3 separate regions of the Homo sapiens genome follow, and regions 2 and 3 are each linked to region 1. The links are chromatin contacts, found by Hi-C in ENCODE. All regions are on one chromosome and are shown on one strand. The core of a region is the stretch at or near the end of the contact, and the rest is flanking DNA. Distances in the headings are between cores, read along the strand shown.

Region 1 (4,670 bases), core at 611-3,110:
ATGCCAGGCACAAAATATAATATATTGCTTGACTCCAGTTACATGAAACTTCTAGAAAAGGCAAAACCATGAAGACAGGAAACAGATCAGTGGTTGCCTGAGGCTGAGGGTGGGAAGCAGGATTGACTGCAAATAGACACAGAGAAAACCTTCTGGAGGTGATAGAAGTGGTCTAAAACTGGATTGTAGTTATGGTAGCAAATCTGGAAATTTACTAAAAATCAACTATGCAGTTACAATGGATGAGTTGTACGGAATACACATATATTGCCATTACTTTTAATGACAAAACCACAATTACTTTTGCAACAACCTAATAAATTAAACCCCAATAAAGTCATTTTTTTAAAACAGAGCTAATTCTTGCATACTTCAGTTTGTAGACTTAAATTCATACTGATTTCATGAGCTTTAATTTTTCCCAGGCATAAATCATCCTTGCTAATATGAAAATCAATTTGGACAAAAGCTTTCCACTTGCCTTCCTCAACCTGTAATTTATTTTGAAAGCACAGAAGTTTCTGTTGCATGCCTCTCCTTCAAAACCTTTGCTGTCTTCTGATTATCTCACCTGGGAGGGCTCAGTCACAGGGTCAGAACGAAAGAATTCACAGTCATCATGAAGTGCAGGTACTATTCCATCTTCTATGTACCATCTTCCAAATCTATAGCAATGATTACTTGGAGCCAAGATCACTGAATTTTAAAGACTGAGAAATTCATCACAAGACTTCTAATTTCTCATTAACTCTCACTTTTATTAATTTAGAGATGAAATTAAATTTATTACAAAGCTACTCTCTACCCTTCCAGATCCAGAGCCACCCAAGGACTGAGTTCAAGAATCTTAAAATCCTAGGTAAAACTAACTGGCCCATTTGGCCACACTGCAAATCCTTCTTTCTTCACACTTGAAAAGTTCTGTGGGTGGTTTAAAAGATATTTTTAAATTTTCACAAAACATATAACCCAAATCAAATCATGCTTATGATCTCTTTCTAAATCTATAAATTTCAACTTATTTGAATCACTGATGAAATTATCACTCCAAATAATACAGCTGGATGAAATCTGAACCAAACCATACCTACCAGTCTGTGCAACGAAATTCAGAGCAAAACACACGCACAATTCTGGCAAGTGTTCATTGCCCACATCTACTAGCAGGAGACCCATGACTCTATTTACAAATCGTGGGTTATACATGAAATGTAACTTTTATGTCAAGATAATTATCTCTCCAAAGGAAATAATGACAGTTATATCTTTCAAACTTGCTTTCCTTTTCTTTTTGTTTGAGGCCACTCAGTTCTTCCCAGCTACTGTCAGCACTGCTTCCCTACAAAGGAGAGTATCTGACACGAGGCTTTTATTGAGAGACTGTTTCAGTTAAAACCTCTCTGAGATTCTGAATGGCAGAAAAATTGTCTCCCAGAAGAAACTTACCAGATCTAGCAGAGTAAAAGTCATCAAATGACAGAATCTCAGAGTTGAAGACCACCCACCTAACCCAGGAATCATCTCTACGATATCTCTTGCATTCATCTGTATAATTCTAGGAAACCATGACTCTCTGAGTCCAGAATTCTATAGTTTAGTCACTTTTTCTATTTTGTTTAGCCATTTGAATATGTCAGAGAGTAGGGATCAATTCTGGCTTTTTTAAGCTAGATGGCTAAACTTCTGAATCTAGGGAAAAGTATACCAAAAATAAAAAATAAATGTCATTAATTTAAGCACCCAAGAGAAAACAGCCCATTCCCTCTCCCTAGGATCATCCCATTGACCATTCAGCAGTCGTTTCATTTCATGGCCTTCACATAATGTGCACGGAGGCCACTTCCCACCTACAGGAGGACTGATGAGCATGCAGCAATCTGCAGTTTCTGTTCCTCGTTCACAGTTTTTATTTTCATAAGGCCATGATAGGTACTTCCTCCACCCAATGTGGTATATTTAAATTGTGAATCATTATACAGGAAGTAAAAGGAATTCCCAAAGCTCTATACATATATCCTTTGGGTTTTTTTTTAATTAAATGAGGTTTCATGAATCAAAAATAACACGTACAAATTATGTAATAAAAACAATTCATAAGGCAGGCTTTCAAAGAAGGACTTAGAGTGATTATCTATTGTAAGTATCATTGTGCCAAACAGTTATTACTCACAGGGCTGAGGGTGGCTTGCATTCTCTCTAAAAATAGATCTTTCCATGAAAACACATAATATGTTCTTGTTGCTGTTCGAGGTAAAAACTACAAAAGAGGATATTTTTATCCTCTAGGCAGTTAACTTTCATTCCAAATAGAACCAACCAAATCATTTACAAAAGGAAAAAAAAAGGAACCCAGACATCTGGAAATTTGCTGTGTTTCTTTTCCTGCAGTTTACATTTCTGAAATTCCTTTCCTTATTACATAAAACCATACTCTCTAACCAGTAATATCCAATAATGAATGTCCCCAGTTTGTAGGCAGTGACAGTAAATTCAAGCATCAAAAACAAAAGAAAAATAAACAAAAAGAGAGAGACAGAGATCATTCAAAGAATAAACAGTCCACTCTAACACATCTTTTTCTGTCATTTCTCTCCCAGGCTCCACATTGAAAGGCAGTGCAGTGTTGCAAAAGAGCCTGATCTGTAATTAGAAAGGGCTGACTGCAAATATCTGTGTGAGAACACTGGCTCCATCCCTTACTACCGATGTGACCTTGAGCAAGATTCTTAACTAGCGGTTCCATTTGCTCATCTGTAAAGTGTGGATGATGGTATCTCTCTCGTGGCGTAGTAGGACTAAATTAGATACATGAATAAAGTGCTTAGCACCCTGCCTAGCACACGGCAGTTAGCAAGTAGGATCCTTGCTCTTAGACTTGAGCAGGATTTTGAGGAAGGAATGGCTGAAAACTGAGGGAAAAAAGAAAAGAAAGAAGTGAATGACATAAACAACTGAAGGAGGCAGTTCTGCCTGGTGGCCTGCCCAGATATTGGAACCCTTTGTCCGTATTGATGCATTTGATACTACATATTTGCATCTTGGTGGCCCCAAAATCACACACCAGTGATTTTTCCACCTAATATATTTGTAAGGTAGCTATTCGTAAGCTCCCATTTTTTTAGAGGCCAAGCTGAAATACTAAATGTTGAAGGCCCCAAAGGCAAAGCCAGGCAGGAAAGCCACTGCTTACTGTCATCATTCTGCTGCTTCATCCATCAGCACCAACAGTAGGTCTAATTGTTATTTTCTATTTTTTTTTTTTTTTGAGACGGAGCCTCACTCTGCCTCCTAGGCTAGAGTGCAGTGGCGTGATCTCAGCTCACTGCAACCTCTGCCTCCTGGGTTCAAGAGATTCTCCTGTCTCAGCCTCTCGAGTAGCTGGGATTACAGGTACGCACCACTACACCCGGCTAATTTTTTTGTATTTTTAGTAGAGAAGGGGTTTCACCATTTTGGCCAGGCTGGTCTCGAACTCCTGACCTCAGGTAATCTGCCTGCCTTGGCCTCCCAAAGTGTTGGGATTACAGGCGTGAGCCACCACACCCAGCCCATTTTCTTTTTTTTTTTTAATCTCTAATACGTAAATTTAGGTGAAAATTTAAAATATTCATGATAATACTCTAAATAGGTTAAAAAAATGTCCACATCACAAGAACTAGCAGGTGACATGCACAAATGAAAACACAATTTTATTTTGGGATAAAAATTATGCATCACATTTGTGCTGGATTTCAATAATTCAAAATTTTTAGAATAAAAGCCCTACTCCCCATGTGTAGATCTTAGCAGTCAATATTATTCTTTTCTATCTCTTTTTCTAAGCAGTAACATCTAAAATTACTGAACGACAGGCAAACACTTTAGCAGACCTACCTACCTACCAGGTTCCCTCCCATCCAGTCCTATGATGCATGGATGACCCTAAGAGACAATTTCCTAGTGACTGTGGCCCATTTCTAGCACAATTACTTACCAGGAATGAAAAGAAACCCAAGAAGAAAGCCAGCAAGCCATTGAGAACAAATTGCAAAATACATGGTTTTTAAACCTTAAAGACAGGTTACTGGGATCAATAATCCGCAAGTTTGAGAACCACCATCCTGAATGCTTGAGATATCTTAGAAGCACTGCAGTCCTGAATTAGCAGAAAGTCCAGAACTGGAGGGGGTTTCTCATAGAACTTCCTGAAGGATGCTAATTATCAACCTAAAACCCAAGAGATGGCACTTTCTCCTTAATCCCAACCCCATAAAAAGCAGCCTGGGAGCCATTATGCAGCCATTATCTTTCCCAAAACACACAGAAGAGAAGGGGAGAGAAGAAGAAAGGGAAAATGAATGAAATCAGTGGAGGTGAAGGGAAAGGGCCGGACGGGAGTTTTGCCATCCTGAGTCTAAAAAGCTGAATGAAGGAAAGACACATTATGTTCAGGCAAGGGGGGTTGTGTGCCTGCAATTCCACACCAGCCTGATGCCTCTCAGGCAATGTACTATGGGGTGCCCACGGCTGGGATAATCCATCCCTTCCCTTTGAGAAAGGCAACAACCTTCCCATTTCCAGGCAAGACTCACAACCTCATACTCACTAGGAGTGTAACTGAGATTTCCCAACATTGCATTTCTATTCCTGCGGGAAACACTCAGTGCCTTTGTGATCAGTTTTCAGATGGC
Region 2 (4,670 bases), core at 676-3,175, 880 kb before region 1:
GTACTTCTTACTGTGTTTGCAGTCAGAAACTCTTTTGAGTCACTACTTTAGAGTATGCTATTGTGAGATAGGTAAAATTTCACCCAATAATATCAATATACGTGCAAAATTCTGTATTGAACTACCACCAACAGTACTGGAAGAAATTAAGAGTCTATGTACCGAATACAGAAATATTTATCTGTGGGAGAAACAGCCAAAGTAGGTGGTTTAAATAAAACAAAACATACACACTGAGCTGGAACGTGAACACAGAATATGGTACAGACTCAGATTCCTACTAAAGTTACAAGCAAGAGTTCTCATCTCTTGATGGGCACTGACCCCAACAACAGGCCTGGGCACAGGTCCAGCACTTAACTCAGAGGGATGCCGTGTGCTGCTGCATGGTCTGTTACCAACATCTCATAGAAGAGAGCAGAAACCACTTAGGAACACAGCTGATTTAGGAAGGTTTTTCTAAACACACATAGTTTAGGAAGGTTTTTCTCTTAATTAAGATTTATCTTTCTGATGGAACCAGATGACAGGGAGATAGATGCCTGCATGGTGAGCGTTTTCATATATTACCTCTTAATTCTCACAACAACCTGATGAGGAAGGTGTTATTATCCAACTTTAAAGTAATTTTCCAAAGTCATATAGCTCCTAAATCTAAAGATTTTGTTATTTTTTAAATACTAAAATTGTCCCATACCACCAATATGCACAATGTGCAGTGGATGACTATCCGCTCAGAAATGGCCAACAAATAGGTAACAAGTTTGTAATTCCAGATTAATCTCTGTCACCTCCAACTAGTGACTAGTCTTTTTATTTTCCAGTTTTTACAAAACTTTAATTTTTGAATTGATAGATTATATTTGTACATATTTATGGGGCACATGTGATATTCTGTTACATGCATAGAATGTACAATGATATTGTTACATGCATAGAATGTGTACTGATAAAGCATACATAGACGCACAGATAAGTGCATAAAATGTGTAATGACTAAAGTCAGGGTATTTAGGGTATTCCAAAGCCAAAATTGAGTGCTTACTCATTTGCCTCACTGCAATAGAGAGTCTAATGTCAACATTCTAAAAGTTAGGTGTACTATGAATACTACTTCATCTGAATGCACCAAAGGATAATCTCCGAAAATATTCCTTTACCTGGACAGGGTGGGGGAAGGAAGCGAGAGATGTGGAGAGAGACGGAGCGACGTCCTGGCCCTCTGTGACCTCCGTGCCAGGAAGAGGGACCCAGGATGTTTGAGAGTTTTGCTACCAGCCTTAAGCACCGAGAGAGGTGTCACTCAGTGCGCAGCTGCACCGGCTAAGTTTTTTAGACGCGTTGCCCTCGGCAGCGGGTTTGGACCCAAGGTCGCGTCGACACTGGCCTCAGCATCTGACCGCGGGCGGAGCCCAGGTGCGCGCGAGGCCCTGCCACCCTCCCTCGCCCGCGGGCGCTTCTCCCTTGCCGGAACCGCCCGGCCCCGCCCGAGGCCTGCCCCGGGAGCCCCGCGGCGAGTGTCGCCACGCTCACCTCCTCGCTGTGCGTGGACGGGCACTTCTTCCGCAGGCGGCCCCAGTTCAGCAGGTTCCCCGTCTGCAGGTGCAGGGTGCGGGCCCGCGCCAGGAGCGCCTTGGCCGCGCGGCTGTCGGTGCCCATGGCAGCGGCCGCCCAGGGGCCGCGCAGCGAAGGGGCTGCGGGCGGGCGGGCAGGCAGGCGGCCGCCCCACAGGACGCGGTGCCCGAGGCCCGAGAGAGACCCGAGAGGGAGCGCGAGGCTGCCGGCGCCGCGCGGCTGGAGCCTGGTCTGCGCTCGGGCCCGAGGGAGGCCGGACGGCGGCTGGGCGGCGGCGGGAAAGGAAGGCACCGGTGGCTGCGGCTCCGGCTCCGGCTACTGCGGCCGCAGCGGGAGAGCTGATTCCAAACTGAGGGAGCTGTTTCCTGGAAGACAATGACTAAGCAGAAATCGTAGCCGAGAAAGTGCTTCGTAACCGTTACTCATCCCGCGGCGGGGCAGGGGCGGGGCGCGAATGGGCTGCGGGACGCCGGCCCGCAAGTGACTGGCCCTTGGCCTGCGGCGGGCGTGGCGACGGGTGGTGCGCGGCGGGCGCGCGGGTCGAGAGAGCGTGGCGGCGCGGCCCGGAGCGCAGCGCGCGGCAGGGCTCCCCCTGGCGGTCAGAGGACAGCGCGAGGCAGACACCGCCTCCGCCTGGTGAGGTAGACACCGCCTCCGCCTGGTGAGGTCTCCCGGCGTTCAGGTCGCGGCTCCGCCCACGGCCGCCCCAGGGTGGGCTTCCTACACGTCTCTTTAAAGGGCAGCCTGAGCGGCCACCGGGACTCGGAAATGCTACGTAGTTTTCGTTCTCAGAAGCAGCTGTTTATGCGCAAGCGCCCCCTTCTTCTTTTCGCTTTGCTACCTTCAAGGACCTTCTCCCAAACTGCTAATTTTTCTTCATCCGTTAAAGGTCTATTGATTCACATTATTTGCTGGCAGTGTGTGAAGTCAACGAACAAGACTGAGTCTTTGCCCTTGAGACGCGTACACTCTACCCAGAGACAAGTTCTAAGCACAGGAAACAAGTAATTTTATAAGAACATCATAGGGCAGTTATTCTCCAGATGAATTCAGATTAAAGAGGACACTTGAGCCGGTGAGATCACAGAAAGCTTTTATCACCCACCCCTTTAGAGGTGGTCGAGATTATTTACCCCTATTAAATTTCACGTGTGGTGGTGGACTCGGTATAAACATCAAATTGAACATGTATTGAGCTTTCCTCAACAATCTTTCACATTCGTTGAGGTGAATCAGATTATTAAAGGCAAAATGAGATTCTCATTATAAGCGGGGACAATATAGCTATTGAAAAGAGAGATGAACCAGTTGGTAAAATGGTAAGAATTAGGGGAGGGATGGGAAAAAAGATCTTTCTAGGAAGTTAGAAATTGAGCCTGATGTTGAGTAAATATTTGTTGGCTGAATGAATGATGGTAAGAGTTCATTGAACGAGCTTGCGCTGCTTTTTTTTTTTTTTTTTGGATATTGATTTTTTATTATAGTGAAAGAGCTACCCACAAGCACCACCACTACTTAAACACATTTTGATGCACTGTAACATACAATTAACATTTGTTGTAAATAATTCCAACATATACAAAAATAGCAAGAATACTATAATGAAACCCGATATAACTATCTTCTGAACTCAAGATTGAATAAGATTTGTCTATACTTTTTGTTTTATAATACTTTAAGTTCTAGGGTACATGTGCACAATGTGCAGGTTTGTTACATATGTATACAAGTGCCATGTTGGTTTGCTGCACCCATTAATTCGTTATTTACATTAGGTATTTCTCCTAATGCTATCCCTCCGCCAACCCCCCACCCCATGACAGGCCCCAGTGTGTGATGTTTCCCACCCTGTGTCCAAGTGTTCTCATGGTTCAATTCCCACCTATGAGTGAGAACATGCAGCGTTTGGTTTTCTGTCCTTGCGACAATTTGCTCAGAATGATGGTTTCCAGCTTCATCCATTCCCTACAAAGGACATGAACTCATCCTTTTTGATGGCTGCATAGTATTCCATGGTGTGTATGTGCCACATTTTCTTAATCCAGTCTATCATTGATGGACATTTGGGTTGGTTCCAAGTCTTTGCTATTGTGAATAGTGCCAAAATAAACATACCTGTGCATGTGTCTTTATAGTAGCATGATTTATAATCCTTTGGGTATATACCCAGTAATGAGATCGCTAGGTCAAATGGTATTTCTAGTTCTAGGCCCTTGAGGAGTCACCACACTGTCTTCCACAATGTTGAACTAGTTTACACTACCACTGACAGTGTAAAAGTGTTCCTAGTTCTCCACATCCTCTCCAGCACCTGTTGTTTCCTGACTTTTTAATGATTGCCATTCTAACTGGTGTGAGATGGTATCTCATTATGGTTTTGATTTGCATTTCTCTGATGACCAGTGATGATAAGCATTTTTTCATGTGTCTGTTGGCTGCATAAATGTCTTCTTTTGAAAAGTGTCTGTTCATATACTTTGCCCACTTTTTGATGGGGTTGTTTGATTTTTTCTTGTAAATTTAAGTTCTTTGTAGATTCTGGATATTAGCCCTTTGTCAGATGGGTAGATTGCAAAAATTTTCTCCCATTCTGTAGGTTGCCTGTTCACTCTGATGGTAGTTTCTTTTGCTGTGCAGAAGCTCTTTAGTTTAATTAGATCCCATTTGTCTATTTTGGCTTTTGTTGCCATTGCTTTTGGTGTTTTAGTCATGAAGTCCTTGCCCATGCCTATGTCCTGAGTGGTATTTCCTAGGTTTTCTTCTAGGGTTTTTATGGTTTTAGGTATAACATTTAAGTCTTTAATCCATCTTGAATTAATTTTTGTATAAGGTGTAAGGAAGGGATCCAGTTTCAGCTTTCTACATATGGCTAGCCAATTTCCCCAGCACCATTTATTAAATAGGGAATCCTTTCCCCATTTCTTGTTTTTGTCAGGTTTGTCAAAGATCAGATGGTTGTAGATGTGTGGTGTTATTTCTGAGGCCTCTATTCTGTTCCATTGGTCTGTATCTCTCTTTTGTACCATGCTGTTTTGGTTACTGTAGCCTTGTAGTATGGTTTGAAGTCAGGTAGCATGATGCCTCCAGCTTTGTTC
Region 3 (4,670 bases), core at 1,055-3,554, 560 kb before region 1:
ACAATACACACTTTCCAAGATCATATACACTACTTTCTCATGCGCGAAAATGAATATTCTCTTGTTGGAAGTAACATAAAACTTAGTTACTAACAGACTGCAACTGGCAACTTAATTAGGTAATGACGCATGCAAAGTACTTAGCAGAGTGCCTGGTTCATCATAAAGATGAACCATAAAGAAAAGTCATTATTACTAGCAGTGCTTTATTGTGGGAAATTGTTTTTGAACAAGATGTGGCTTCACTACAATACATAAGTGGATTGTGAGCAAGAAATACAGGACTGGAAACAATTGTAGAAACTTAACTGACTCTGTGGAAACCTACTAAAAAGCTTCCAAGTGAAATTTGAACTGTGCAAATAGACTTGTGCAAAATATTTTTGACACACTAATTCTGGTGCATCTCTTTCAACTTCAAACCAACAATATTAAAAACATGTATTATCCACTTCTCAAAGAATTCTCTAGCAAGTAGAAAATTACCGTGCAAAACCACTTCCATTGTATGTTGTAAATCTAAGTGTTGTGTGCATTAGAAATGTAGACACAAACTTCCTATCCCCCACGACTGCAGGAGCCTGTGTCAATCAAATGTCCGCTGCCCCACGCATGCCCCCTGCCAAATGCACATTACGGCAGTAGTTTCATTTTAGGCTCTCTAATTGAAGTGTAAAACTGCCCCCAAACATCTATACTTACTATTTCCCATTCTACCATTTCTTCTTGAGGAAAAATTGCCAGATATTTCAGAAATCTGCTATTTCAGCACAATTTCAGATTTGGCAAGAATCTACTTTGAGATGCTAAAAAGATTAGATGAGCTCATCCTAAAACGATGATTAAATCTTTATGGTTTTAAAAAGCACTCTCCACAAAAACAGAATAGGGACATGTGAGAAAGAGTTTTATCAATACTATGCAAACAATTTTTAAAGGAAGGCATGCAATACACATGCACTTCATTTCTGTACAGTTTGAACCTAGCACGCTTTAAAAAGAGGAAGCTGCCCAGCATCCCACCCCTCCAGAATGTCTAGCATTCCTGGCAGGCAGTACTCTCCTTTGACCAGCCAAAACTACTCTTTGCCAAAGAGCAAGTTCCTCATCCAAGAATTTAAACAAAGAGGGAAGAATGGAGCAACCAAAATGGACAGCCGACGGTGGTAACGACGGACAAAAGATAAACTATAGACAAGAGATACAGTCACAGAGACAGATGGAGAGAAGGGAAGGAGAGCTCAGCTCCTGCCATTAGCAGGTAATATCCTGCCCTCCGAAAACATTTGGGGCCAATACCCTCTGAGAAAGTTTTAAAAAGATAAACATAGAGACAAGAGGCTCGTCAGTCACGAGGGTTCCACCTTGAAACGTCCAACTCCAGCTCACCCGCCCCCCAAAAAATTTTTTTTTTTAATTAAAACTGTCAAACCCCAAAACACGTCCACAATTGAACTGGGACAAACCTCTGAGACTGAGGAAAACTCTCAACGAAACCCAAAAAACACAGACCAGGAGAAAATGCACCACGGAAATCCTAAAATATCTCAGGAATGAGAGCCCAACTGGAGTGAGGGCTGCAGTCAGGGCAGGTGGGAGCGGGAATAGAATCCAGGCAAGAACACAGACCCATAGTGATCAGGAGCACGGATTCCGGAGCAAAAGCGCCTGGGTTTAGGTCCTGACGCTGCCAACCACTAGTCTGTGTGCTTGGGCAGGTTTTTAACCTCGGTTTCCCCGTGTGAACCGAGTCGAACAATCATGGAGTGTTCTGAACATTAAAAGAGTTAAAATGTGCAAAGGCTTCAGAACAGCAGGCGGACCCGTTGTACGCGCTGTGTGCTAACTTTAATTACGATCGTCACCGTCTGCTCCCGGCCACCGCTGGCGTCCTCCCCAGCTCGTCCGCGCCTCCCTCGCCGGGCGCGCCCCTAGCCCCGGCCGGACCCTTCCCGTGGACTCCAGTCCTGGCTCGAGGACACCCGTCCCTAGCGCAGCCTGCCACCGCTTCCACTCGGGGCCGCCCCGCGGGCCTCCCGGACCCTGGACGGCAATTCGCGGGCGCTCGCGCGGGCAACCCCAGCCCGGAGCCACGACCGCCGCGGCCGGAGCAAGCGCCACCTCCTCACACTCACCACGGCGCTCCATCTCGCGTGCCGGACGCGGACGCCCGCCCCACACCTACGGCCGCCGCCACCGCCGAGGGCTGGAGCTCGCTGCCCCCATCCCCCACGGCCTGCGGACGCCCGGCCAAATCTCAGCCGCAGCCGCAGCCGCAGCCACAGCCACAGGCACCACCACCACTGCAGCCGCCACCGCCCCTGCAGCTACCGCCACGGCCGCACCGCCCGCCCGCCAGCCCCGCCCCCTGGAGCCCAGCCCATTGGCCCGCGCTCCCGGGGGCGGGGCCGGCGACCGCGGCAGGTACGGGAGGCAACTAGCTCGCGCGCAGAACGCGACCGTCAGTTGCGCGCGGCCGGACGCTGTCCCAGCATCACGGGCTGCGTCGGCTGCCCTTTTGGCTTGCAGGGGACAGGCAGAGCGACTCAGAGAAAAGTCACCTGAGGACTAGATGCGGCTAATGGCCAGATGAGCAGCTACATTTCTTATGAGACACTTCTGTGGATCGCCTTTTTCCTCCCTCTTCCAGGGGTTAGGGCCTGGGGAAGGGCGCCACACGTCTGAATGAAGAATGAACTACCTCAAAACCAGCCATCTACTCTGCCCCTCTGCCCTCTATGGAGGGTAATAGTTTCCACTTAGGCCTATCTGTATTTTTTTTTTTTTTTTTTTTTTTTTTGGAGACGGAGTCTCGCTCTGTCGCCCAGACGAGTCTAATGGCGTGATCTCGGCTCACTGCAACCTCCGCCTCCCGGGCTCAATTGATTCTCCCACCTCAGCCACCTGAGTAGCTGCGATTATAGGCACCCATTACCACGCCAAGCTAATTTTAGTATTTTTAGTAGAGGCAGGGTTTCGCTATGTTGGCCAAGCTGGTCTCGAATTCCCGACCTCCCGACCTCAGGTGATCCACCCGCCTCAGCCTCCCAAAGTACTGGGATTACAAGCATGAGCCACTGTGCCCGGTCCTTTCTTTCTTAGCTGCACTTTCAAACTCACTTCATAATGAGAAGAAAAAAAAAAGTCTGAGAAAGATGGAATAATTATAGCAAGCAGGGCTAGAAAGCACATAGTCCCTATATCACACCACTCGCTGGAACAAGCGATGGCACTTACCTCAGTGCTGGAACATTCAGAAAGAACTCATAGAGAAACAGAGGAAAAAACACAGGGAGGGAGACTGTGGGTAGCGCTGGGGTCTGCGAGAAAAATGACCACACACGGGAGAAACAGAAAAAGACACAGGAGAATGTGCTGAGGAAAACTGGAAAGAAAATGAGGTGCAGACACAGGAAAAGGGAAGAAAACCAAGGAAGGCAGAAATAAGTGAAGGCAAAAAGAGAAAATAAGGAAGAAAAATAAAAGGAGAGACTACCCACTTAACAAACAGAAAAGTAAGTGAGCATGACAGAACCAAAAGTAGGGTAGCGGGGCAAGAGAAAAACTCATTGACAAAGAAAGAGAAGAGGGACATCTTACATAGACATATCTTTGAACCCTTACAGGAAAAACAATGCTAAGAAAATACAACAAATTTGGCTCCTCAGGTGCTACTTAGAAAAGATAAATAAGAAAACTCAGCTCCTTGGTTACTTTGGCACCATACTGGATTTTTTGGACTCAACTTACACAGATTTTCCCCTCAAATCCCCAAAATAATAGTAACAAGGTCCTGCCACAAATAGGAAACCTCAAAAACCAAAATTCCTTCTAATCGTGCTGAAAAAGAAAAATGCGCCAAGGACTCTCACCATGGAAGCCAATGATGCCTGAACTGAAGCAAACTAATAAGAGGAGACAAAGGAGTCCCCAGGCCAAGGGGAGGCTGAACAGTGCAACTACGATTCAATCATAAGTAAGGTTTTTGGAAGGAAATTTTTGAGGAAGTCCCTCAACCTCAAACACCCTCTTAAGTCTATTTTAAAATATATTATTTTGCACTTATACACCATTTCCCTTAATAAAGAGGACTGTGTTGCTGACTAAAATGGAACTGGAAGCATCACTGACAAAATCATGAACAAGTTCCTGATGGAGAGAGAGGGTGTATGGATGGAGGTGGGGGTGTGACAAAGAGAAAGGAGCTCACAAGGAGGAGAGAAAAGCAGGGAAAGAGAGACAAAGGGAGAGACAAATATGTGAGAAGGAAAGAGAGACAACAATAAAGGAGAAAGAAAGACAAGAGGGAAAGAAGAAAGAAATATGCAGAGATAAGGGGAAGCAGAGAAAGAAAATGAGATGGAGAGAGATAAGGAAGATAAAAGAGACAAACAGAGGTGATAGAGACTACCCACCGATAGAGAAAGGAAAGAGGGTCATTTCTCACATGCAAACAGTTCTGGGGGAAATGAAGCCAATTAGGCTCTGAGGTTTTACCTTAAAAATACAAACATAAGAATCCAAGGCTCCTTGATTACCTGCTTCCACAATTATTTTTCAGACTTAATTTTTAAAATTTTTTCCATTACACCTCAAACCTAACAGTACTAATATGACAAGCAGTACTGAAGACACCTAAAAAACAAAGACTCCTTCAAACCCCACTGGAG

The links. Hi-C counts contacts between places; a loop is a spot of excess contacts on that map. Pooled maps may share reads with other maps.
Region 2: a map with no recorded cell type shows a loop between it and region 1 (4-fold over the local background). The contact joins the promoter of GCLM here to the enhancer-like site in region 1. A Hi-C loop is called at or near these places in 3 of 168 maps with a recorded cell type or tissue (IMR-90, PC-9 and naive thymus-derived CD4-positive, alpha-beta T cell), 1 of 37 single-sample maps with no recorded cell type and 4 of 50 pooled maps.
Region 3: a pooled map shows a loop between it and region 1 (1.9-fold over the local background). The contact joins the promoter of ARHGAP29 here to the enhancer-like site in region 1. A Hi-C loop is called at or near these places in 1 of 168 maps with a recorded cell type or tissue (PC-9), 3 of 37 single-sample maps with no recorded cell type and 11 of 50 pooled maps.

The regions. Positions count from the first base shown.
Region 1 is chr1:94,790,776-94,795,445 of GRCh38, forward strand. The region is part of intron 1 of SLC44A3-AS1 (SLC44A3 antisense RNA 1); the gene reads right to left. Among named protein-coding and RNA genes, the nearest start is that of SLC44A3-AS1, 27 kb to the right of the region's middle. RefSeq lists a silencer at 1,930-1,979. Within about 2 kb of position 1,861, at least 14 of the 41 ENCODE cell types and tissues checked have a DNase peak (open chromatin) inside an H3K27ac peak, as active enhancers do; they include IMR-90 and PC-9, where a contact is called at or near this core.
Region 2 is chr1:93,907,505-93,912,174 of GRCh38, forward strand. It overlaps GCLM (glutamate-cysteine ligase modifier subunit), which reads right to left and starts at 1,926. Exons shown (of 7, transcript NM_002061.4): 1 at 1,534-1,926. The coding sequence starts at 1,659. It overlaps LOC124904221 (a long non-coding RNA gene), which reads left to right and starts at 2,088. Exons shown (of 2, transcript XR_007066230.1): 1 at 2,088-2,650. RefSeq lists silencers at 1,340-1,389, 1,440-1,799, 2,010-2,249 and an enhancer at 2,290-2,449.
Region 3 is chr1:94,235,280-94,239,949 of GRCh38, forward strand. It overlaps ARHGAP29 (Rho GTPase activating protein 29), which reads right to left and starts at 2,305. Exons shown (of 23, transcript NM_004815.4): 1 at 2,136-2,305. RefSeq lists silencers at 2,029-2,268, 2,279-2,508.